Regions from separate parts of the Homo sapiens genome. Here region 1 is linked to region 2. Evidence: read pairs that join two places in POLR2A ChIA-PET (ENCODE). Cell type or tissue: Panc1. All regions are shown on one strand. Each heading gives the region's core, and the rest is flanking DNA. Links, peaks and the distances in the headings are about the cores only. Region 1 overlaps BCAS3 (BCAS3 microtubule associated cell migration factor). Region 2 overlaps BCAS3 (BCAS3 microtubule associated cell migration factor).

Region 1 (5,385 bases), core at 289-5,288, 61 kb after region 2:
ATTTTTAGTAGAGATGGGGTTTCACCACGTTGGCCAGGCTGGTCTCGAACTCCTGACCTCGTGATCCACCCGCCTCAGCCTCCCAAAGTGCTGGGATTACAGTTGTGAGCCACCACACCCAGGCACAAGAGTATTTCTGCTTGACCAATTCCATCATAATGAGATAATCTGCCCTCATAGCTATTTCTGACAGTGATTTATGGTAGTGCAGAGCTGGCTTTGGCAGGTCTTATGTCTTTATGGCCTTGCTTTTTCTGAGCGACACATTTGCTACCATTGGTGTATGGCTCTCCATTTCCCAGTTTCCACGGGGTGTCTTCACCGTATTCTTATCCTCTGCTGACCCTGCTGCTGTCTTGTTTTCTTTCCTGTCCTCTTTGATATACTCTGTTATTGTAAGCCAGGCTTGTGGCTTCTGGGAGGGGTGATTGGCAGGGTCAGTCAGACATAAGCACTGAAACGTGTGTCCCAGAGGTGGAAGCCAAATTTCCTCTCAGGGCCCTGAGGCTAACCTCCTGTGATGGCTTCATGGCTAGAAATAGCAAAAATCGAAATGGATATTGCAGATAGTCCAGACAAGCAAACAGAAGTCCAAAATGCTTGGGTACCTAAGATTTTTTTAATTTGTTCGTGTATATTTTTAGCAATAGAAGCAATATAGCATACCTTTGAGCCAGTTTTTCCTAGGTGTGCCAGGTAGGTTGGCATTCACAGTTCTCAGGAGACAATCAGGTACTGATTTAGTGAGCTCATTTTTGAAATGCAAAAGCAAAAAGGAATAAAATAGCAGGTTACCATAGTATAGATAGTAGGAGTTGATTGGCACCAACATCTTTATTTAGTTTGGGTTAGAACAGATTCTCTGCATATCAGATTTGAAGAGAAGATCTTAGTTTTTATAGCAGTACCATCAAAGATAGTTATATATCCAAGAGGAAAGCCTGAGTTTGAAATAATGATTAGCTCTACAGATTTTCAGCTTTTTGTTTTGGGGTTTTTTGTTTTGTTTTTAATTCAATTTGCAAAGCCTCTAGCAGATAGTTCTGAAACCTTTGTGAACGCTTTCTGTAACTTATGAAGCTTTTGGAAATTTGGTCTAGTGATGAGTAATTCTTTCTTTCTGACGTTAATCATTTGCATTTTATCAGTGGCTCCAAGATTAATATAAAAAGAGAACTTCATTTACTCTGAGTGATCATGTTTCAATGTGTTAATGTTTTAGGAGTAGCAGAGGATAACATGCAACTGTTAAGATCTAGATCATGCTAAAAGTATTAAAGTTGGCTTTCAGAGATTAGTTTTTTCCTACTTAAAATTAAGAACTTAAAGATTTTAATCAAGATAATCCTAAAATGTCTTAAGGTGCAACTTATTCTGGAGTTGATACCAGTTGGAATAGTAAAGACCAAAGGAGAAATTGTGAGTTAATGTTTACTTTTTTATTACTATTTTAATCAAATGGCTTTACAACTTGACCTTTTAAATGTGAATATATTTTTTTAAAAGAACACTCAGGTATGTGAAGCCATAATTGTTGTGTTGGAAGTTCTCAGCCCTAAAAGTTCTGCACTTGAATGTTAAATATATGTGTGATAAAAATATTTTGATTGGGGTTTTCTGTGTGGGCATTTACATTCTCCTGGTGACAGGTGTTTTGGTGAAGAGAAAAGCATCTTGTAGATGTTTGAGATCTGTAACCATGCTGTCTCAACAGCAGCAGCAGCAGCAGCAGGAGGAGGAGCTACCATTTATTGAATGCCTGCTCTATCATAGGCACTCCTCTAGGCACTCTACAGACATAATTTCTTCTACTTACAACCATCCTGGCGGGTAGAATAGTATTTTTATTTCACAGATTCAAAAACAGCCTAAGAGAAGATAAGTGGTAGGGACAGGCTTTGAACTCAGGTTTCTCTGATTCCAAGGTCCATATTCTTTTCACTATACCATGATATTAAAAAGGAACAAGTGGGGCCAAGCACAGTGGGTCACACCTGTAACCCCAGCACTTTGGGAGGCTAAGGCGGGTGGATCACTTGAGGCCAGGAGTTTGAGACCAGCCTGGCCAACATGGTGAAACCCCATCTCTACTAAAAATACAAAAAAAAATAGCCAGGCGTGGTGGCGCACGCCTGTAATCCCAGCTACTCTGGAGGCTGAGGCAGGAGAATCGCTTGAACTCAGGAAGCAGAGGTTGCAGTGAGCTGAGATTGTGCCACTGCACTCCAGCCTAGGCAACAGAGACTCCATCTCAATAAATAAATAATAAAAAGGAACAAGTGTAGCTGACATTTATCTGAGACTTATCAGCCTTAGCACACATACACTAAAAAGTTTAAAACAGATTTTATGTTATTCACTAGAACAGATTCATTTACCTATATCATTGAGCCCTATAACTAAAGGGTCCATTTCTTTTAAATTGATCTCAGACACACAGAAGTATATCTTAACTAAAACTTTCTTCCCGAAAAGAAGCATTTTTAAAAGGTACCAAGGGCTGTTATTCTTAGAATGATTTGATGAAATCAAAGACAAAAATAGTTTAGGCTTTTGATTAGATTTCAATATGCCACTCTTACTGGGGAGCTTTCTCTTGTTTGGGCATGACAGGATTTTTGCCATGAGAAACCTTCTAGAGCTTCCGCCCCCTCAGTTCTCACTCTCCATCACTTACCCTTCAAAAGACTCTGAATAGCAATTACAATACAGTTAAGCTTTCTTTGGGGGACCCTCATATAGTGGGCACACTGAATATGTGGATTTAATATTAGAGGCTTGACTATTTGAATGTGATTGCAAAAGTCAGTGAGGACTCTGTTATTACTACGAATTTGTAGGTTGGTATTTAGCTTAGCAAGTGATGAAGCTAGTGAGTGAGCCTGTTTACCACCAAGTACCCACGTCTTCCTTTGGCTCTGTTGTCCTCTGCTTGTTTCATCTTGTGACTTAAAACACACACACCTTAGCCAACTGTTTATGCTAATGATGAAAGAGAAGTCAAAGTAAATAAGCTTAATAAAATAATAGTTTGGGCCTGCGCAGTGGCTCACCCCTGTAATCCCAACACTTTGGGAGGCCGAGGCAGGCGGATCACGAGGTCAGGAGATCAAGACCATCCTCGCTAACACGGTGAAACCCCACCTCTACTAAAAAAAAATTACAAAAAAAAATTAGCCGGCCGTGGTGGCGGGTGCCTGTAGTCCCAGCTACTCGGGAGGATGAGGCAGGAAAATGGCGTGAACCCAGGAGCCAGAGCTTGCAGTGAGCCGAGATCGTGCCAGTGCACTCCAGCCTGGGCAACAGAGGGAGACTCCATCTCAAAAAATAATAATAAGAATAATAGTTTGGAGGTAAAATGAGTCTAAAAAATGTACTTACCTATTTTTTCTCTACTAACATCATTTAACATGTAAAATAAAATTTTGTTGAATAAATGTTAAATGTTTCTGAGAAATCTGAGAGCTTTCATAATAGTATAATATTCAGGTTTTTTCTTGTTTGTTTGTTGTTTACTAAAGAGGAATCATTTCTCAGTGTTAAGTATATCTGGGACCAGAAATGGCTCTTGTTATCCAAGGTAAAGAATCCAAACATTGGCTGGGTGTGGTGGCTCACACCTGTAATTCCAGCACTTTGGGAGGCCGAGGCGGGCAGATCACCTGAGGTTGGGAATTCGAAACCAGCCTGACCAACATGGAGAAACCCCGTCTCTACTAAAAATACAAAATTAACTGGGCGTGGTGGCGCATGCCAGTAATCCCAGCTACTCAGGAGGCTGAGGCAAGAGAATTGCTTGAACCTGGAAGGTGGAGGTTGCAGTGAGCCAGGATTGCACCATTGCACTCCATCCTGGGCAGCAAATGTGAAACTCTGTCTCAAAAAAAAAAAAAAAAAATCCAAACATCAGGAAGACAGTGTAAATATCAGGGTCTGACCTAAAGGAGACCTTGAGATGTGTGCTGGTTAGCCCTTTGACAAGTCTCACAGTACCTTAAAACACATATTTATAGTGAGGTTTGAGTAACTTGGAAGTCTATTTTAGACCAAATACACGTTTGGTTAATGTTGCTAGGCATAGAGTGTAGCCCTCCTCCCTTCATATGAGATCCTTTAGACGTGACAAGACCCGCCTGTGATGCCTAGACCCTTCTCCCATTTAGAAGGACATCACTGAATGCAAATTTGCAAAAAGCTATGGCAGAACCTGTGGTTAAAATCTCATAAGATTCAAAGAGTCTGGAATTTAAGAAGCTAAGGGAAAATATATGTCCAGAGCCTATCTTCTACCAGTCAGCCTTGTTTTTGCTTACATAAGTTTATTCTTTTTCTGAGCCAATGTTGAATTGAAGTAATAGTGATCACAGCTTATCACAGTTCTCTAAAGATTATTGCCTCCTTCACTGCCTTCATGAATTAACACCAATTTCTTCCAAATGGAATTCTTTAAAAAAAAACAAAAAAACCCAAAAAACTTTATTGAGATATGATTGACATACAAAAAGCTATACACTTTTTTTTTTTTTGAGACGGAGTCTTGCTCTGTCACCATGTCACCAGGTTGGAGTGCAATGGTGCGATCTCGGCTCACTGCAACCTCTGCCTCTTGGGTTCAAGCAATTCTCCTGCCTCAGCCTCCCAAGTAGCTGGGACTACAGGCGCGCACCACCACACCCATCTAATTTTTGTATTTTTAGTAGAGATGGGGTTTCACCATGTTGGCCAAGATGGCCTCCATCTCCTGACCTCGTGATCCGCCCGCCACGGCCTCCCAAAGTGCTGGGATTACAGGCATGAGCCACTGCGCCCTACTGCTATACACATTTAATGTCTACACTGTGATGAGTATGGAGATACGTATATACCTATCCATCACCTCCAAAAGTTACCTGCTGCTCTGGCAGAATCTCTTTCTTATTTAAAGCTGAGTAATATTCCATTGTGTCTATATACTATATTTTCTTTATCCATTCATTCATGGATGGACATTTAGTTTGCTTCTACATCTTGACTATTGTGCATAATGCTACAGTGAACGTTCCATACAGTGAAGTGGAGATACCTCTTCGAGATCCACATTTCAGTTCCTTTTGATATATACACCCAGCAGTGGGACTGCTGGGTCATATGGTGGTTTTATTTTTAATTTTTTGAGGAATGTCATAAGTGTGTCTCAAGAAAATATAAAGACAGTATAAGAAGACTTAGAATTGAGTACAGTTTGATTGAATCAAGGGTAATCACCATTATCCTGATTTTCAGGACTTTCATTCACTTCCTTCATGTAGCACAGTTCCCTGCCAGAAATATCCATCATGGACGAAGTGACTGCTAGAGACTTCAGGGAAAATAATAACTTATAACTATTTTATGTAGTTGAGGGAT
Region 2 (5,385 bases), core at 301-5,300:
CATTCTATATTCTGTTCAGCAGTGCTATTTTGAGATTATGTATACCAATTAATTTAGTAGGTCTTTTAAGTGGAAGTTACATAGTGTCTATCTGTTGCACCTGACTTGTTTCCAAACCCATCATTATTTAATGAGAGAGCTAAATTCATGGCATTTTGATTTTGGACTAAACATTGAATATGTACATTACATAAGACTATATACTATAGCTACTAAATGGGTAATCTTTTGTCCTACATCTCTACATTCTATCATAAAAAAATTAGACACTTGTATCTTTGAATGTTTGAGTTGGTGTTTTGCTTCAGACTCTTCAAATACAGACTTTAATCCCAATCTCTTTCTTTATTTTAAATTAAAATTCACAGGTTCTGGTTGGGTGGGCTGTATACATTCAATCTGCCCTCTTATTCCATGGACGTCCTGCTTGGACATTATATTTTGAAATCTGTATTACAAAGTCTTTTATCCTTTTATTAGTTTAGTACTTTAAACCTTAGACATAAAAAAGAAGACTATCAGTGAAAATCAATTGAAATGTAGTTAGATAAAGATCTGATGTACAAGCAGAAGGCTTAGTTGCAGCACAATATAATCAATTAGGACTCTCCAGCTGCATACAGAGTTTTACCCATCCAATCACTTTTCACACGTTTCTTCCATTAGCTTGACTAGAGTTATTCTTCTTTTTTTAATGTGAATTATGATGAATGAGATTGTTGTTATGAATATAGAGATGGGTCATTATCCTACAGAAACCAGATTGTGCTGGTGTTTAGTGATTAGGGCTATCTGCTTCTGCTATCAATAAAGTACAGATTTATCTGTCTCAAATTATGATTGGGAAGCCAGTAGTCATTGTTATCTAATTCATTTAACAATGTTACAATACAAATGTATAATATAAAATTGTTTTTGTTCAGCTGGGTAATTGACATAACTTTTAAGTTGTGAGGGTAAAGGAATATAATTTATCAAATAGAGGTGGGAAATTTTTCATGGCTTAAAATCAAATAAATATTCCTCAGGAATTAGTACCCCCAAATTTAACACCCTGGGTGTAGCCTTTAAGATGTCAAAATGTGGAAAGAACAAATGAAGTTTACGTACCCTATATGAAGACGCTGGAGCTTTGCAAAGTAATGAGCATCGGTTTATTACAGAAGTTCTGTAATTAATTATTACAGTCTAAAAAATGATACGATGTTTTCCTGGGCTTGGGTTGAGGAATTCAGGAGGTGGGAAGGAGTTATTGGATCTAGTTTAATGCACCAAGTGACTGGAAATGGCATTGCTAGGTAAATTGGGCCGTCAGCCTAACATTAGCATTTTTTATTAAAAAAAAATACTCAATCCTTAGAAAACTTACACCCAGGTAGATTAGTAGAGAAGGTCTTGCTAGAAACAGCTATTTAATTTTAATCAAACTTGTTTTTCTTTGCCCTTAAAATTGAATTTTTGTTTTTGTTCTTATTTTAAGTTTTTCCTATTCCAGACTCCTATTGTCAAAGAAAAAGCCTTTTTTTTTTTTTTTTTAATCTACAATACAGTACCTTTCAATACTTGGCCCTCACAGATGTCAGTGCATGGATAGAAAAATTTCATTGTCTGCAGTCATGGATAATTTTAGCGTCATGTGGAAAAGTAAGAACTGTTGCCTGACTATATTGGACACCAAAGAAAGCCCCAGTAGACAGGCTATTCTTGGAGCTTGCAGGCCTGCCTTTGAGGCCCATTGATGAAAAGACCTTTGTGTTTTGTGCCATGAGGTGGGGGAGGAGTAGTGTTCAGTACTAGAAGAGTTAATAAACACCAAGAGCTGTGCTCATCTTGTAGCTTTACTAAGGCTTAATCTGTAAGCTTGATTACCTCCTAACCCTCTATCTCTTGCCTCTCCCTTCAAGCACTGCAGGGGCTTTATGGTGGTATTAGTGGCATTTTGCCCAACATTGGCTTTAGGGAAATCATTCTATAAGAAAGAAAAGCAGAAAGACCGAATCTGTCTGCTGTGTGTGGTCATTAACACAAGGATAACCTTATGAACTCCAGAGAGAGGAGGGGATGTCTGTCCTTACTAGAAAACTACTGGTAAAATATCACTGTTTTTCTCTCTCTCTCTCTTTTTTTTTTTTTTTTTTGGCAGCCCAATTTGTTATAGGCCTAGTGGCATCATCTAGAAGCACTCACTTGAGACACTTTCAGCAGGATATTCAGTCGTTTATAATGGAGAGTCCTTTGTATTCTCTGAGCTGTTTCATAAAAATATATCTGCAAGCTGTAGCGACCTGGGACTTTTTGTTAGAGACACATACACAGAGTTTCTATGTAATTAATTCCTGGTATTGAGATATTTTGGAGTCCGAGACCAGATTGAGTGCACCATTTTGCCAAACATCATTAAGTCATTAGTGTAAGGGACTTGTTATGAAGGACCGATTAAAAGCTCAGAGAAGCTGTCGTACATTTTTATATTAATCCCAAGAGCTTTCTAATATTCTTTTCTCATTCTAATGAGAAGTCTCAGATAATGATGTATTATTTCACTTAAAAAAATCTTGGAAGATAAACCAAGACAGGAAAATGATTATGGCCACAGATAAGAGATTAAACTATTCAGCCAACAAGCTGTAATAAATAAACTCTAAGCCAATGTACTGTTAAACTGGGAGCCACTGGGTAGAAATAATTTGGCTAAAATTCTGGCCCAGTGTTGTCAGAGGATATGAAAGAAATAATGAAAATTCTCCCTTGCCTCAGGGTAAGTAGTAGACTGCACATCCAGACTTGACCGTCAGGTCACCTGAAGGACAGGTTCCCTACAAATATGAGGAAACAACTCAGAGGACCCAATAGCAAATGAGGCACTTAGATAGCATGTGATGGCAGAAGCTTGCTACCTGTCTGAGGAGCATCAGTCCCATGCTTCGTGTCTGCACAGTGGAACATAAAGCAGCAGCTTAGATGGCATATGGCACTATCTGCAGTAGGCTTTGTGCTGTAGGCACAGAATAAAGTTATCCTAGCCATGTAGCACTTGAAATGAGGGGGAAATAAGACAACCATGTAGAGCCTGAGAATAGAATATAAGCTTCATGAGGACAGGGTCTTATCTTTTGTCATTGCATCCCTAGTTAGAATAGTCCCTGATGGATTATAGCAGTTTGATTTAAAAAGGATCTAAGGTCAGGCACGATGGCTCACACCTGTAATCTTAGCACTTTGGGAGGCTGGGGTGGGGGGATCACTTGAGCCCAAGAGTTCGAGACCAGCCTGGGCAACAAAGTGAGAACCTGTCTCTGCAAAAAATTAAAATAAAAAAAAATTAGCCCAGAATGGTGGCACACGCCTGTAGTCTCAGCTACTCAGGAGCTGGGAGGATCACTTGACCCTAGGAACTCGAGGCTGCATTGAGCTGTAATAGCACCACTGCACTCCATCCTGGGCAAAAGAGCAAACAAACAGTTTAATTAATTAATTGGTATGACTGGTGAGGAACAAGATGATTCGTTCCTTGCCTAAGCCCATGCTTACATGCTAAGGCCTGAAACTGTGAAGACCTACTGGTAGTGGTTAAATGTAGGATTTTAATCAGATCAGAGCAAAGTATGGAGTTGCCATGAAATAATTCTGATAGCCACTCAGAGAACTGAGAAGTGATTTATTGCTGGAGGTGATATTATCTTTGAACCTTTGCTTGACCATTTATGGACCAATACACCCAGAAACAGTCTTTTGTGTAGTAACCCAGCCAAAGAGCTTGACTATTTTAATCATTTCCCTTTGATAGTCTGGTCATTTCTTTTGTCTTTTGAAGAAAATATCCACTAATTGGTGTTTCTTTCTGAGTTGCCAAATGCTGAGAAAGCAGACAGTAATTGATGTAGTGAAGATATTTTGCTTCTGTTACTCTGATCATCTACATATAGAGATACACTGGATGATAAGAGTCAACTCTAAAATCAAAATAAATAGAAGCTCCACCATGATTTTTTTCATTGTCTGCTGTAACTAAGTTTGCCTTTATTCTTGAGTTGAAGTACATGATATGACAGCAGAGGTTGGAAACTTTTTAGTTGCTTAATATTTTATTTCTAATACCAAAAGTCTTGCTTTTTCCTTCTTTTTTTTTTTAATCTTGAGACACGGTCTCACTCCGCTGCCCAGGCTGGAGTGCAGCGTCATGATTCTAGCTCATTGCACCCTCAACCTCTTGGGCTCAAGGGATCTTCCCACCTCAGCCTGCCTTGTAGCTGGGACTACAGGTGTGCACCACTACACCTGGCTAATTTTTTAAAATTTTTGTTGAGATGAGGTCCTACTGTTTTGCCCTGTTGGTCTCAAACTCCTGGCCTCAAGTGATCCTCCCACTTTGGCTTCTCAAGGTGCTAGGATTGTAGGCATGAGCCACCATATGTGGCCATTGCTTTATGCTTGAGATTAAAAATGCTGTCTCATAGTATCCAGATATTCTAAATTTTGTGAAAGCATCCCACCATTTTTGAGAGGCATCTAAACCATTTTTAGCTAGTTGTTTATTAACGGTAGTGGAAGAGTGTGGACTATGAGTTTGTGATAACGGTTTTTTTTAACTTCTTATTTTGAAAAATTTTAAACATAGGCAGAAGGAGAAAGAATAGCTTAAAAAAACCCCACTAGCCATCACCCATCTTCAATAATTATCAATAAATAACCAAGCTTGTCTTATCCTTATCTCCCTAATCCTACTCTTTGCTGGTTATTTTTATTTTAACAGCCTTATTTAGGTATAATTTACATACAATACAATTCATCCATGGTAAGTATACAATTTAATGATTTCTTAGTAAATTTACAGAGTTATGCATCCAACACCACAACGGAGTTTTAGAATATTCCTATTACCCTGTGTTCCCATATGCTCCTTAATAGGAGCTCACACTCCCCAACCCTACGCAGTCATTGATCTAATTTCTGTCTCTATGTATTTGTCATTCTGGACATGTCATGTAAATGGAAACATACAATACGTAGTCTTTTGAGGCTGGCTTGCTGGCCTAATGTTTTTGAGACTCATCCATGTTGTCGAATGTAGAGTGTTGTGGACTATGTCAGCACTTTGTTCTTGTGGCCGTGGGCCCCTTTTCACTGAGCCTTCTTTGCCTTTATCTTCACTTGAATTTGTGGGCTATGTGCTGAATGACTTCCCTGTTACTTTCAGTGTTGTTTTAGAGGAAAACACAGTTGTTGTTTTGTCTTTGTTTTAATGAACTGATATCTCCTGTGTGTCCATGCTGATTCTTAAGTTGTTTAAGGAAATATTTCCTTAATAGAAGAACCTTCTTTCAGGATCCTCCTATTCTTCCTCCCAATATTGAAAATCATTTTTTAAAATTTGCCATTAAACAA

What was found. Peaks named below come from ENCODE experiments on the same cell type or tissue, not always from the same donor. Only the 100,000 strongest peaks of a DNase experiment are listed, where the experiment ranks them.
Region 1: POLR2A ChIA-PET joins it to region 2 with 22 read pairs; 2 of 35 experiments call an interaction of 5 or more read pairs at or near these places.

What each region holds. Positions count from the first base shown.
Region 1 is chr17:61,238,397-61,243,781 of GRCh38, forward strand. All of the region lies in intron 22 of BCAS3 (BCAS3 microtubule associated cell migration factor), which reads left to right. Among named protein-coding and RNA genes, the nearest start is that of BCAS3-AS1, 110 kb to the left of the region's middle. In Panc1, for the core only: no CTCF peak of the experiment used is centred there; no DNase peak of the experiment used is centred there; H3K27ac peaks cover 3,213 bases.
Region 2 is chr17:61,177,755-61,183,139 of GRCh38, forward strand. All of the region lies in intron 22 of BCAS3 (BCAS3 microtubule associated cell migration factor), which reads left to right. Among named protein-coding and RNA genes, the nearest start is that of BCAS3-AS1, 44 kb to the left of the region's middle. In Panc1, for the core only: no CTCF peak of the experiment used is centred there; no DNase peak of the experiment used is centred there; H3K27ac peaks cover 1,903 bases.